Linked DNA regions of Homo sapiens: region 1 is linked to region 2. The links are chromatin contacts, found by Hi-C or POLR2A ChIA-PET in ENCODE. All regions are on one chromosome and are shown on one strand. The core of a region is the stretch at or near the end of the contact, and the rest is flanking DNA. Distances in the headings are between cores, read along the strand shown. Region 1 holds the start of RPL11 (ribosomal protein L11). Region 2 holds the start of TCEA3 (transcription elongation factor A3).

Region 1 (6,200 bases), core at 914-3,413, 270 kb after region 2:
AAAACCAGAGACCTTTGTTCACTTGTTTATCTGCCGACCTTCCCTCCACTATTGTCCTATGACCCTGCCAAATCCCCCTCTGCGAGAAACATCCAAGAATGATCAATAAAAATTAAAAAAAAAAATACATTGTACAGTAATCTTTTAATCAAAACACTGCATCATAGGTGGAGACTGAAAGCCTGCCACTTGTGGTCGCTGTTTTTTGTTTGTTCGTTTGTTTGTTTTGAGACAGGGTCTTGCTCTATCACCCAGGCTGGAGTGCAGTGGTGTGATCTTGGCTCACTGCAAGCTTCTTCTCCTCGGTTCAAGCGATTCTCCTGCCTCAGCCTTCCGAGTAGCTCGGATTACAGGCATGCACCACCAGGCCCGGTTAATTTTTGTATTTTTAGTAGAGACGGGGTTTCACCCCGTTGGCCAGGCTGGTCTCGAACTCCTGACCTTAAGTGATCCACCCGCCTTAGCCTCCCAAAGCGCTGGGATTACAAGTGTGAGCCACAGCACCTGGCCTGGTTGGCGGGGCCGGGGTCGGGTGTGGTGGTGGGGGGAGGGGGGGTGGGTCGCTGTTGTTTCACAGCTGATCCAGGTTTTCTGGTGATGCTCCTCTGCTGCTTAGTTGCCCTGAACACATTACTTTTTCACTGTATTAATGACATAGCATATATTTTGCTGTTAAGAACTTATTTTTTATTTTTGAGACGGAGTCTCGCTCTGTCACCCAGGCTGGAGTGCAGTGGCGCGACCTCGGCTCACTGAAAGCTCCGCCTCCCAGGTTCACGCCATTCTCCTGCCTCAGCCTCCAGAGTAGCTGGGACTACAGGCGCCCGCCACCACGCCCGGCTAATTTTTTTTTTTTTTTTTTTTTGTATTTTTAGTAGAGACGGAGTTTCACCGTGTTAGCCAGGATGGTCTCGATTTCCTGACCTCGCGATCCGCCCGTCTCGGTCTCCCAAAGTGCTGGGATTACAGGCGTGAGCCACCGCGCCCGGCCGCTGTTAAGTACTTATATGTGAATAAGCGTAAGAAAGTATTGCTTATCAATAGCATATACATTTACAGTCTGGAAAAATGGTTAGGCCAACCAACCAGAGATTGTCCACAAGGGTGGCTGAGATAGTGACACCTTTGCTTTCTGATGGTTCAATGTACACAAACTTTGTTTCATGCACAAACTTACTTAAAATATTGTATAAAATTACCTTCAGACTATGTGTATAAGGTGTATATGGAACATAAATTAATTTCATATTCAGACTTGGGTTCCATCCCCAAGATATCTCATTATGTTTATGCGAATATTCCATAATCCGGAAAAATCCCAAATCTAAAAACCGTCTGGTCCCAGGCTTTTCAGGTTAGGAATACGCACCCTGTAGTAACTTGCCCAAGGTCACATAGCTACTAGCTGGTCGAGACAGGACCACATCTGCCTGTCTTCAAGCTCGGGACTCTTAAACCACCACTCCTTTCCGTTTGTATAAATTCTATTTGTGCCCGGAGTGGTGGCTCACGCCTGTAATCCCAGCACTTTGGGAGGCCAAGGCGGGTGGATCATTTGAGGTCAGGAGTTCCATACCAGCCCGACCAACATGGTGAAACCCCATCTCTACTAAAAATACAAACAAATTAGACCGGTATGGTGGTGCGTGCCTGTAATCCCAGCTACTTGGGAGGCTGAGGCAGGAGAATCGCTTGAACCCGGGAGGCGGAGGTTGCAGTGAGCCGATATCGCGCCACTGCACTTCAACCTGGGTGACACAGCGAGGCTCCGTCTCAAAAAATAAATAAATAAATAAATTATATTTGTTTACGTTGTTACAGAATAAATTTGCGTCATAATTTGCATGATTGATTTAATGTAGTTTTGGCGTTCTCATCACACAAGGACCACCAGCTCGTGACACTGGGAGGAGAGAACGTCCTCAAGGTCCGGAAACTCAAGGACGTGCTGATTCGGGAGCTTTCAAAAACTATTTTTGGAAAACCCAGATCCCGGTCTTCAGCCAGCGTCGCCTGCAGTGGCTAGCACTACCCACAAGGGAGAAGCCGACGCTGCAGGGCTTTGCCAAATGCGCCTCTCTTCCTCGTCTTCATCTCTGTGGTTAGCCTGGGAAAAGAGCCCGCCTCCTGGCCCATAAGGCCCTCGGCCGGAAGCTCCGCTTTCTCTTCCTGCTCTCCATCATGGCGGTGAGTAGCTGGGACCTGGATTTGCTTTCCTTTATCCGTCGCCATCCATGGCAGGCCGAGCCTGCGGGGGCTACTTCGCCCGCAGCCCGAGGAATATGGAGCCCGCAATGCCTGCTGGCCCAAAACTAGCAGAGCCGTTCGAGCCAAGGACGCAGGGTTGAATTCTGTCACTTTCCCTGCCATCGTTTTAGGAGCGGCTCCGGGCACTTGCCCGGAGTGCTCAGAAGCACGGTCAGGAGGCTGCAGCGGGGGCAGATGGGGTGAATGGAGGGTTCTGAGGCAGGGGGGTCCGGGCCTTTTCCTGGTCCCGGGGACTTGAGACTTGCTCGGTGCTAGGAAACCTTAGTCGGTTGCTCCGCTTAGGGAAGGTGCCAGCCTTTAGACAGCTTCCGAATAGGATGCTGGACGTCGCATAACCACGTGTTTCCTGTTAACTGAGCAATTAAGTTCTGTTTCTTCGCTCACTCCCCTTAGTTGGCCTTACAATGGGGGCGCTCTTTGTTACCCTGAGCCTCTTAGGGTTCGATCTCAGTGTCCGTATCTTTTAACACTCAATAACTGTCCTGAGTTTTCTCTTCACCCGTTCCGTTCGTGGAGGAAGGATAGGTTCCGAGCTGTCTTCTTCCCTTGATGTCCCCTAAACATTATACCTTTTAAACATTCAGGGTCTTCGTTACGATTTGGGATGAGCAGAAATAAAAATGCTGTGCAGATAGAAAGTAGTAAAACTCAGGGCCCTCAGCTGTGAGTGTATTGACTGCTGCTCTTCCCTGTTGCAGCAGGATCAAGGTGAAAAGGAGAACCCCATGCGGGAACTTCGCATCCGCAAACTCTGTCTCAACATCTGTGTTGGGGAGAGTGGAGACAGACTGACGCGAGCAGCCAAGGTGTTGGAGCAGCTCACAGGGCAGACCCCTGTGTTTTCCAAAGGTGAGTAGTCACAAGGACATACAGGGTTTGCCTGCTTGGGTCGCTTGGTTGTTTCTTGATTTACCTGCTGTCGAGTCTGTTTAGAAAGTGACAGTCGGCATCACTTAAAGCATTAAATTCATGAGCCGGCCAAGAGGTGTCTTTTTTTTTTTTTTTTATTCAAGATGGCGTGTGGGATTGGAACACTAGATTTTATTTGAGCAGATCTTAAGCTAAGACTAGCCCAAGTAAAGATTTTCCTAAGTAACTAGGATATGAGATAGAGTGGAAATGTCAGGAACGAAGTAAAGATCATTAGATCTGATTAGCAGTTAGGGTTATATAGGCTGCATTAAGAACAGGGCTGTACGGGAGCATGAGGCTTCAGTGGCCTATATTAGTGCCACTGCACTCCAGCCTGGTTGACCCTATCTCAAAAGTTGTATACAGATTGCCTGGGTTTGAGTGATGGCTTCACCATTTGCTGGTCTGACTCTGGGCTCTCTGGACCTCTGCTTTTTTCTTTGCATAAAGAGGGTAATACTTTATAATTGTGGAAGATAAAATGAGTTGTACATGTGTAGTTGCTTTAGGACAGTGAAATATGGCAAGTCTTTGGATTCCACTCCTGCTTTTTGTTACCAGCTGTGATGTTTGGCAAGTTAATAAACCTCTCAAAACCTCACCTGTAAAATATGGATAACAGTACAATAAGGTTTCAGCAAATAGTAGATGTTGTCAATAATGCTTTGTTTTCTTTGGAACATGATAATCTTACTAGTGGCTTCTTCGGCCTATTCTGGTTGTGACCTTGCCCTTCCTGGAACTTCGGCGTTATGACTGTTCTTAACTGCTGAAGGATGGCTGGATGTCTGGAAATGGGAAAATCTGTGCTGTGGATGAAATCTTATTAATAGATGTGGGAGACACTAATTAGAACACCACAACTTAAAAGAGTGTGGATGAATGCTTAATGTCTCTTTAAGTCATGGAGATGGTGTTCTGGGAAAGAGGTGAGTGTAGTGGGGGTATGATGGCATCTGACTCCTTGTTACCCACTTCCTGCAGCTAGATACACTGTCAGATCCTTTGGCATCCGGAGAAATGAAAAGATTGCTGTCCACTGCACAGTTCGAGGGGCCAAGGCAGAAGAAATCTTGGAGAAGGGTCTAAAGGTGAGCCTAATCCCCTAATGGAGTGATATTGATCAGCACTCCTTTAGTAACACATGTAGATAAGTTACATTTAATGTTCTGTTCTTTGGTGTCTTGATATTTATTTACTTAAGCTTCTAAAAGGCTTTTTCTACAATCAGCAGGGTTAAACTGTTCTTGGTGGTTTAAAAGATGCTTGAGGCTGGGCACGGTGGCTCAACGCCTGTAATCCCAACACTTTGGGAGGCCAAGGCGGTTGGATCATTTGTGGCCAGGAGTTCGAGACCATCCTGGCCAACATGGTGAAACACCATCTCTACTAAAAAAAGATAAAAATTAGCCGGGCTTGGTGGCGGGCTCCTGTAGTCCCAGCTACTCGGGAAGCTGAGGCACGACAATTGCTAGAACCTGGGAGGTAGAGGTTGCAGTGAGCTGATATTGTGCCACTGCACTCCAGCTTAGGCCACAGAGTGAGACTCTTGTCTCAAAAAAAAAAAAGAAAAAGGATGCTTGGGAGTCATTTCATGCCTCTGCTTTCTCTGGGTTTTTCTCTGCTCTTTGGAAGCTGGGAGAGGTCATACTGGGTAGTTGGGGTGTGAATCTATAGTCGAGGTATAGTGAGGAAGTCAGGTTGTGTTCTCAGCCAAGTTTCATTGACTTCTGTTTGCTCTGGGGTGCATGTTGCAGGCTGAGCTATTAATAGTTACTTGGGGGTGGGAGGGAGTTGAAGATGACAAGGAATGTTATTGCTGCATTTTTCTCCACAGGTGCGGGAGTATGAGTTAAGAAAAAACAACTTCTCAGATACTGGAAACTTTGGTTTTGGGATCCAGGAACACATCGATCTGGGTATCAAATATGACCCAAGCATTGGTATCTACGGCCTGGACTTCTATGTGGTATGAATATTTAATCTTTTCCCGCTCCTGGTCTGTGAGGAGAGGGGAATCTTTATTTCATATGTGGTATGTTGGTGTTCACATGTTGAGTTGCAGCTTTGAATATTGTCTGCCTTTGTGTTCTCCTCCCCCTTGGGGAAATGTGCCTCATTTGTGGCAAATGTAGGGGTGCAGCTCTGAACAAGGTGGACAAGATCCCTGCTGTTGGGGAACTTGCAGTCGAGGATCTGTAAAGCACCCACATGGCTTAAAGGTGGATGAAGGAAACTGTTCCCTCCAGCCAGTGATTTGAAACTTTGGAGAGAGGCAGTATTGGTGCCACATTTGGCCTATGGGTTGGTTGGCTGCACTGAGGCTGTTCTCCCCCTGGTTCTTCCTATAGAAACAGCTTTGGGTGATGCAGTGGTTTGCTCAGGAAGGGGGTTTTAACATAGAAATGACCTTTTGTGTTACTGCCGTGTTTTGGTCCAACAATAAAACTGAATAGCCTAAATCAGAAGTCCTGACTAGTGTGGAACCTGAAAGATGGTGGCACCCTCATTAGACAGACAAGTAATAAGACTTGGATACTCACAGGATGTTGGAGGAACAGCACACCTTTGGGAAGCATTTTTGAGCTGAAGCAGAAGGAAGAAAATATATATATTTGTGCTTCTCAGAGTTGTATGTTTTCTACACTGCTGGTGTGGCAATAGATTTTTAAATGTTACTTTTAAAAAGAAAAATGGAGATTTGGGAGCAGTAATGGAGGATCCTCAGCACCACTGGAAAATAGGCTGGGTTAGGGGGGTGCTGAAAGTTCCAGCCTCCAAAGCAAACTTACAGTATGGCTGTGTGTTGCGTGGGATGCTGGTGGCAGCTTTGTCAGACACAGATCATGGGTCTTGCTCCAGAATCCATTGGGCTGCCAAGTGACTCTTTGAAGATCTGTCTGTAATGTGTGAGTCTTGTCCATCTGCTCTTGACTCTGAGCTGGCTAGGTGACTGTTGGTTATTCCTGGGACAGGTGCTGGGTAGGCCAGGTTTCAGCATCGCAGACAAGAAGCGCAGG
Region 2 (5,925 bases), core at 1,317-3,816:
TGTAGCTGTGCTGCGTGCATACGTGTGTGGCTGTCTTTGTGTATCATTCTATAACTATAATGGTCAATGTGGGTCATATGGGTCAGTATGCTTGTCATGTTGGTGTCAGTAGCCGTGTCTCATACGCAGTTAGGTTCAGTTGCTTGTTTAACTACTGTGTTGTGGCCACATGTTATAGCTATGTGTGTGTATGTAGCTGTGACCGTAGGCACTTGGTTGCATGTTTGAAGTTGCTTCTGTTAGTGCATGCTCAGAGGATGTGACAAAGCCTTAAGTGGCTGAGACTTCAGCAACCGGCAGTAAACCCCGGGCCTGAGCTGCAACGTGGAGGATCCGTCTTATTACAGGAAGTATGTCCTCCTCTGCCTAACCACTGCTGGGCGGGTCCACTTTCACTCCCAGAGCAGGCCCCACCTTTCTCGGCCAGACGCCCAGAGCTCCATGCCCACCCAGACACTGCCGAGAGCCCAGGCGCAGACGTGGCTGTAAACTGGCTCCATGCTGCAGGGACCCTGCGGCCAGACTTGCATCTTTTCAGGGGACAGCTCTGGGCACTTCCACAGGAATCCATCTCCAAAAGACACCATTTCCTCTTCCCATTTCACAGAAGAGGAAACTCGAGGTCCAGAAAGGGAAGGTTGAGTGGCTTTTGCCTAGGGCCATAAAAGGAGTGAGGGGGAGGCCAGGGCAGGTCCCGTCCTCTTCAGCCAGAGCTCTATCCCAAGCAGCCTGCCTCTCCTCCGGTCTCTAGGCGTCCCCACCCTACCCCTCTTACCCAGGGGCCCAGAATTTCTTTCCTGGCCCAAGCTTGGGGGTCAGTAAGGAGCTGGGCTGGGATAACCCGTCTATTTGAACTGGAATTTGGCTCAGAATCCCTGGCTGCGCTCTGCCAACCCCAGCTGAGAAAATGCTCCCCCAAGACTTGTGGCTCAGTTGTACTGAGGATTGTGGAGGAGTCTGGAACGGGGAGTGCATGGAGGTTGGGAGTGTCAGGTGAGAAGCTCCCAGCACTCTGCAGGTTTGTGCTGTATCTTTCTGTGTTGGACCTGGCTGCGTAGAAGCAGGTCTTGTTCGCCAGTTCTTAGCAAGCACAGGTCTGAGTCCTACTAAGGGCTTTACATCTCTGTCTCATCTCTCCAATCCTCACCGCTGCCAGCAGAGACAAGAATCCAGTGACATCCCTTCTCCAGAGGCAGATAATCTCATCTCTTTCTTACAGATGAAGAAACTGAGGCTCTGGCCTTTATATGGACACCAACTCATGACTGCCCAGTGTCCACTCTAGGGCTCCCTGCCACTTCATGGTTCCAGTGACCCTTCCCTGGGCCTTGGCTACTCTTCCTGGCTCTAAAACTTCCCTTAGTGTCTCTTCCTTTCCCAGGCTCCTAAGTGTCCTGGAAATGCAGGTGGCTGCAGCACATGGCTACGGATGGTGGGAGGAAGAGGACCCTGGAACAGGAACGGGAGGTGGGAAGGGCATGCTCACCAGGCTCCCTTTTTTTCCCTCCCAGGGTGAGCGCAGGCCCTCCAGGACCCAAGGCCAAATTTGCTCTGGCCAGGCGACCAGTCGGCCGCCAGCCCCAGGCAAAGATCACGGGGAAGATCAAACATTAACTTCCAGCTGGGTCTGCGCTCTGGCCAGGACCCTCCGGTAGGGCTGTCAGCCCTGCTCCCAACCTCCCGCCGAGCCCGCTCCTCCCTCCGCCCTCGCCCTCGCTGCACAGGCCTCCAGCCCGGCCCCCTTCCCCCGCCCCGCGGGCCCCCGCACCTGTTCGGCCCCCGCCCGTCCGGGCCGCACCCCAAGGCCAAGGAAAGGGAAAATTGCCAAAAGAACCGCTCCTGACGCACCAAGCGGTGGGGTCGCAGGATCCACGGCCTTTTACTTCTCTCCCGCAGACCCACTCCGGGGTGCAGGGATGCAGCTCAGTACCCCCGTCAGCCCAAGTTTCTCTGCCACTTCTCGGGCCACCCGGATTTGCCCCCCGCCCCGCCCCCGCCATCGCCGCCGCTCCCCGGGCTTTGCACACGCCAAGCCCTGGGACTCCCAAAGTCCTTTCCCACGTCCAGCTCTCTTCGCCCGCTTTCCTGGGCCCTGCACTAGCTGCCCAGGGTGAACCCTACACGTCCAAAGGGACGTGCACAAGTCGCGCCTCCGGGACCCGCACGATCCCCCTGGCGTCCTGGGCCACGCACACGCCCACCTCGAGGTGCTCAGCAAGGGTCCCCAAGGGGCCTTGGGCCCTGCACCAGCCGCTCCTCCCTCGGGTCCCCGAGTCCCGTACGCGCCCCCATGGCGCCCCGCCAGTACGTCCCCACCCCGGAATCCGGGGCTTGCCCGCGCCTCCCGGGGGCGGGGGCCGTGGCCCAAACTCTGCAGCCTCACCGTGTTCTTCCTGGCCACCATCTTCTCCAGCTTTTTGGCGATCCTCAGCAGCTCCTCTTCCTGGCCCATGTTGGCCCGCGACGCCCGGCGGGGCGAGGGGCACAGGGGCAGCAGTAGGGCCTCGGGGGCAGGAGGCGCGAAGGCGGAGGGCGCGCAACCCGCGCGGGCCCCAAACACACACGACACACACGCCCGGCGGGGGCGGGGCTCTCCCCACCCCCACCCCCCCACCGCCCGCCTCCCAACTGTGCGGGGGAGGGGTGGCGGGCACTAAATATAGACTTCAAGGACTTGCCCGGGCACTGATTGCCCGCGCCGGCCGATCGGGCCTCAGGGGAGGGACGAGGCTGAGAGAGGGGACCCTCCAACTCCGGCCCTTCCAGGGGCGCCGGGGGACCGAAGAGAGATTTGGGAAGGAGGGCTCTCTGGCGAGCTGGGAGGCTGTGACCTGGCCACAGGCGGCGGTCGCGGCGCGGAGGGCGCCCGAGGGTGTCCCAGGGGCCCTGGGAAGCGTTCTGGGCTCCCGCGTCTCTGCACCGTTGCATCTCAAAGCGGGAGGACACAGTTCCGCGCCTATGCCCAAGTGGAGGCAACTCGGTGCGCTCGAATCCCGTGTGTGTGTGTGTGTGTGTGTGTGTGTGTGTGTGTGTGTGTGTGTGTAGATCACTAAATCCAGCTCTGCTTTAACCTGCACTCACTCCATCGTGCACACGGCCTGTGCATGCCACGTGTATCCAGGCTCCTGTTTGCCTCTGTCTACCTAAAACTTCCTTTGCTGGCTGTTTTGTTAGTAAGGCTTTGCATTTTTAACAAGCTCCTATGTGCTGGGGGTGCTGCTGGTCCCAGAACTACACTCTCGAGTAGTGAGAGCTTATCGGGGAGATTCTTTTTATTTTTTTGAGACAGGGTCTCCCTCTGTGGCTGAGGCCAGAGTGGAGTGGAGCAATCAGGCTCACTGCCTCGACTTCCCCAGCTCAAGTGATCCTTTCTGCCTCAGCCTCCTGAGTAGCTAGGACTACAGGCGTGAGCCATCCATCATGCCCAGCTAATTTTTTAATTTTTTGTAAAGACTAGGTCTTACTACGTTGCCCAGGCTGGTCTGGAACTCCTGGTCTCAAGCGATCCGCCTGCCTTGGCCTCCCAAAGTGCTGTAATTACAGATGAGATTCTTTTTTTTTTTTTTTGAGACGCAGTCTCGCACTGTCGCCCAGGCTGGAGTGCAGTGCCACGATCTCGGCTCACTGCAAGCTCTGCCTCCCGGGTTCACACCATTCTCCTGCCTCAGCCTCCTGAGTAGCTGGGACTACAGGCGCCCGCCACCACGCCCGGCCAATTTTTTTGTATTTTTAGTAGAGATGGGGTTTCACCATGTTATCCGGAATAGTCTCGATCTCCTGACCCCGTGATCTGCCTGCCTCGGCCTCCCAAAGTGCTGGGATTACAGGCGTGAGCCACCGCACCCCGCCGAGATTCATTCTTAAGTGCACCAAATTTTGAGAAATATTGATCCAGGTGCAAGGCTGCCAGGTCAGGCCAGTATCCCCTCAGTGGGGTTGGGTTTGGAAGTCATCTTAGTGGAGGGGTGGAAACACAATTGTGCCTATCTTCCCCAGCCATGCAGGGATCTGCCTTCCTGTGGAATGATCTCCAATGATCTTCAAGTATCTCCTGCAGACCCAGTTCTCTTGCTAAATAAGTGAGTTTAATGGACAGAAAATGATCTTCCTGTGATGGGGGTGGGGCTCAGGAACCTGGAGGGAAGGCATGAAAAGTGGTCCACAGTGTGTGGGAGCTGGGGTTGGGGTGTCGAGTGAAATCTCCTGATTTTCCTGAGAGAACCGCATTTCAGCTTGGGTCGCAGAGGCAGCTTGGTGTGGACACCTATCTTCTAATTGCTATGTGACGGGGATCAAGGTAGGACAGAGTGGGTTTTTTTCATCCATTCAACAAATACGTATTGAGTGTCCAAGCAATGAACAAGACAGACCCAGTCCCAGAAAGCTTGAGACTCAGTCTATGGGCAAGAGAAACCTTAAACAAAAACAGACATAGTCAATTAATGCATTTATCATAGCTGGGGTGAAGGGCAGGAAGCAGTGGAGGATAGCTTAAGGACACATTTGAGGGGACCTGCACTATTTAGGGTGTCAACTTCTCTGAAGAAACGAAGTTTAAACTTTGGGCTGAAGTACACAGTGGCCGTTGAGGGGAGGAGGAAGAGTGTTCACGGAAGAAAGGAAGAGGCATTCAACATATATTTATGGAGCACCTAATATGTGCCAGGTAGTTCTTGTTCTGGACATCCAGAGAGGAACAAAACAGTCCTCCCCTCTTGGAGTTCCAAATGTGCAAAGCTTAGGGATGGGAGGGTGCCTGGCCTGCCTGACAGTGTTGGAGGAACTGAAAAATTGGCGTGGCTGCAGCACAGAGGTGAGGAGTGTGGGGAGAGGCAGTGGGTGGGACCTGAGCATGCAGTGCCTGCCGGTCACATTTGGGAAGTTAGACTCTAATGGTTTGGGATTCTCTGGGAGGCCTTTTGGCCAATCCCAGCCAAGCCCTTCTGGGTTGAAGAGACTCAACCTCAGCAGCCTGAGGCTACTTAGGATTGCCTTATTAAAAAAAAGGCCAGGAGCAGTGGCTCATGCCTGTAATCCTAGCACTTTGGGAGGCCAAAGCAGGAGGATTGCTTGAAGCCAGGAGTTCAAGACTAGCCTGGGCAACAGAGAGAGACCTCGTCTCTACAAAATATTTTAAAAAGCTGGGCATGGTGGCGTGGGCCTATAGTCCCAGCTACTCGGAAGGCTGAGGCAGGAGGCTTGCCTGAGCCCAGGAGTTCAAGGTTACAGTGAGCTCTGATTGTGCCACTGTACTCCAGTATGGGAGACAGAGCCATCAAAAAAAAAAAAAAAAGAGAGAGAGAGAGATTTTTCTCAAACTTCCACCCAGTCACCACCCTGAGATGCGCGACATCAAAAAAAAGTTAAGACTCCTAGAATGTCAGGGTATGAAGGCCCCTAAGAAAACATGGAGTCCAACCTCTTTATTGTATAGATGGGAAGACCGAGGCCTAAAGAGGGTGATGATTCTCTCAGGGTTGGACCCTGTTGATACCATCATATCCCCTCTGCCTACCTGTCCACCCTACAGGTCACTGGAAGATAATTCCTGGACACACCTTGGACAGCTCCCCACATTTCTCTATTTGGAGCTTTGGGGTGGTAGGAAATTGATGCCCTCAGAAAGGACACCCCCAACCAGCAAGAAACCAGAGTTGGTGGAAAACATCATTTCTTCACTCTCGATGGGACAACCTGAAGGCATGTTCTAGTCAATACTCCTTCTCACAGGTCCCCAACAAGAGTTAGAGACAGAGTCTCGCTCTGTTGTTCAGGCTGGAGTGCAGTGGCGCCATCATGGCTCACTGCAGCCTTGAACTCCTGGGCTCAAGCAATTCTCCCACCCGAGTAGCTGGAGTATAGGTTCTCACCAACACGCACAGCTCTTTATCTTTGACTTTCTGTTTCATTTCTCTATTCCCTCAT

Evidence for each region. A loop is a pair of places that touch in the nucleus more often than their neighbours do. ChIA-PET counts read pairs that join two places held with the same protein, here RNA polymerase II (POLR2A). Pooled maps may share reads with other maps.
Region 1: a loop to region 2 is called in a pooled map, with 2.1 times the contacts of the local background. The contact joins the promoter of RPL11 here to the promoter of TCEA3 in region 2. A Hi-C loop is called at or near these places in 1 of 50 pooled maps. POLR2A ChIA-PET finds 5 or more read pairs at or near these places in 7 of 52 experiments (AG04449, CD4-positive, alpha-beta T cell, H1 and 3 more).

What each region holds. Positions count from the first base shown.
Region 1 is chr1:23,689,643-23,695,842 of GRCh38, forward strand. RPL11 (ribosomal protein L11) reads left to right here and starts at 2,164. Exons shown (of 6, transcript NM_000975.5): 1 at 2,164-2,187; 2 at 2,967-3,117; 3 at 4,165-4,271; 4 at 5,018-5,149; 5 at 6,156-6,200. The coding sequence starts at 2,182. RefSeq lists an enhancer at 2,126-2,445.
Region 2 is chr1:23,422,182-23,428,106 of GRCh38, forward strand. It overlaps TCEA3 (transcription elongation factor A3), which reads right to left and starts at 2,567. Exons shown (of 11, transcript NM_003196.3): 1 at 2,384-2,567. The coding sequence starts at 2,452. LOC124903875 (a long non-coding RNA gene) reads left to right here and starts at 2,685. Exons shown (of 3, transcript XR_007065535.1): 1 at 2,685-2,980; 2 at 3,997-4,079; 3 at 5,531-5,925.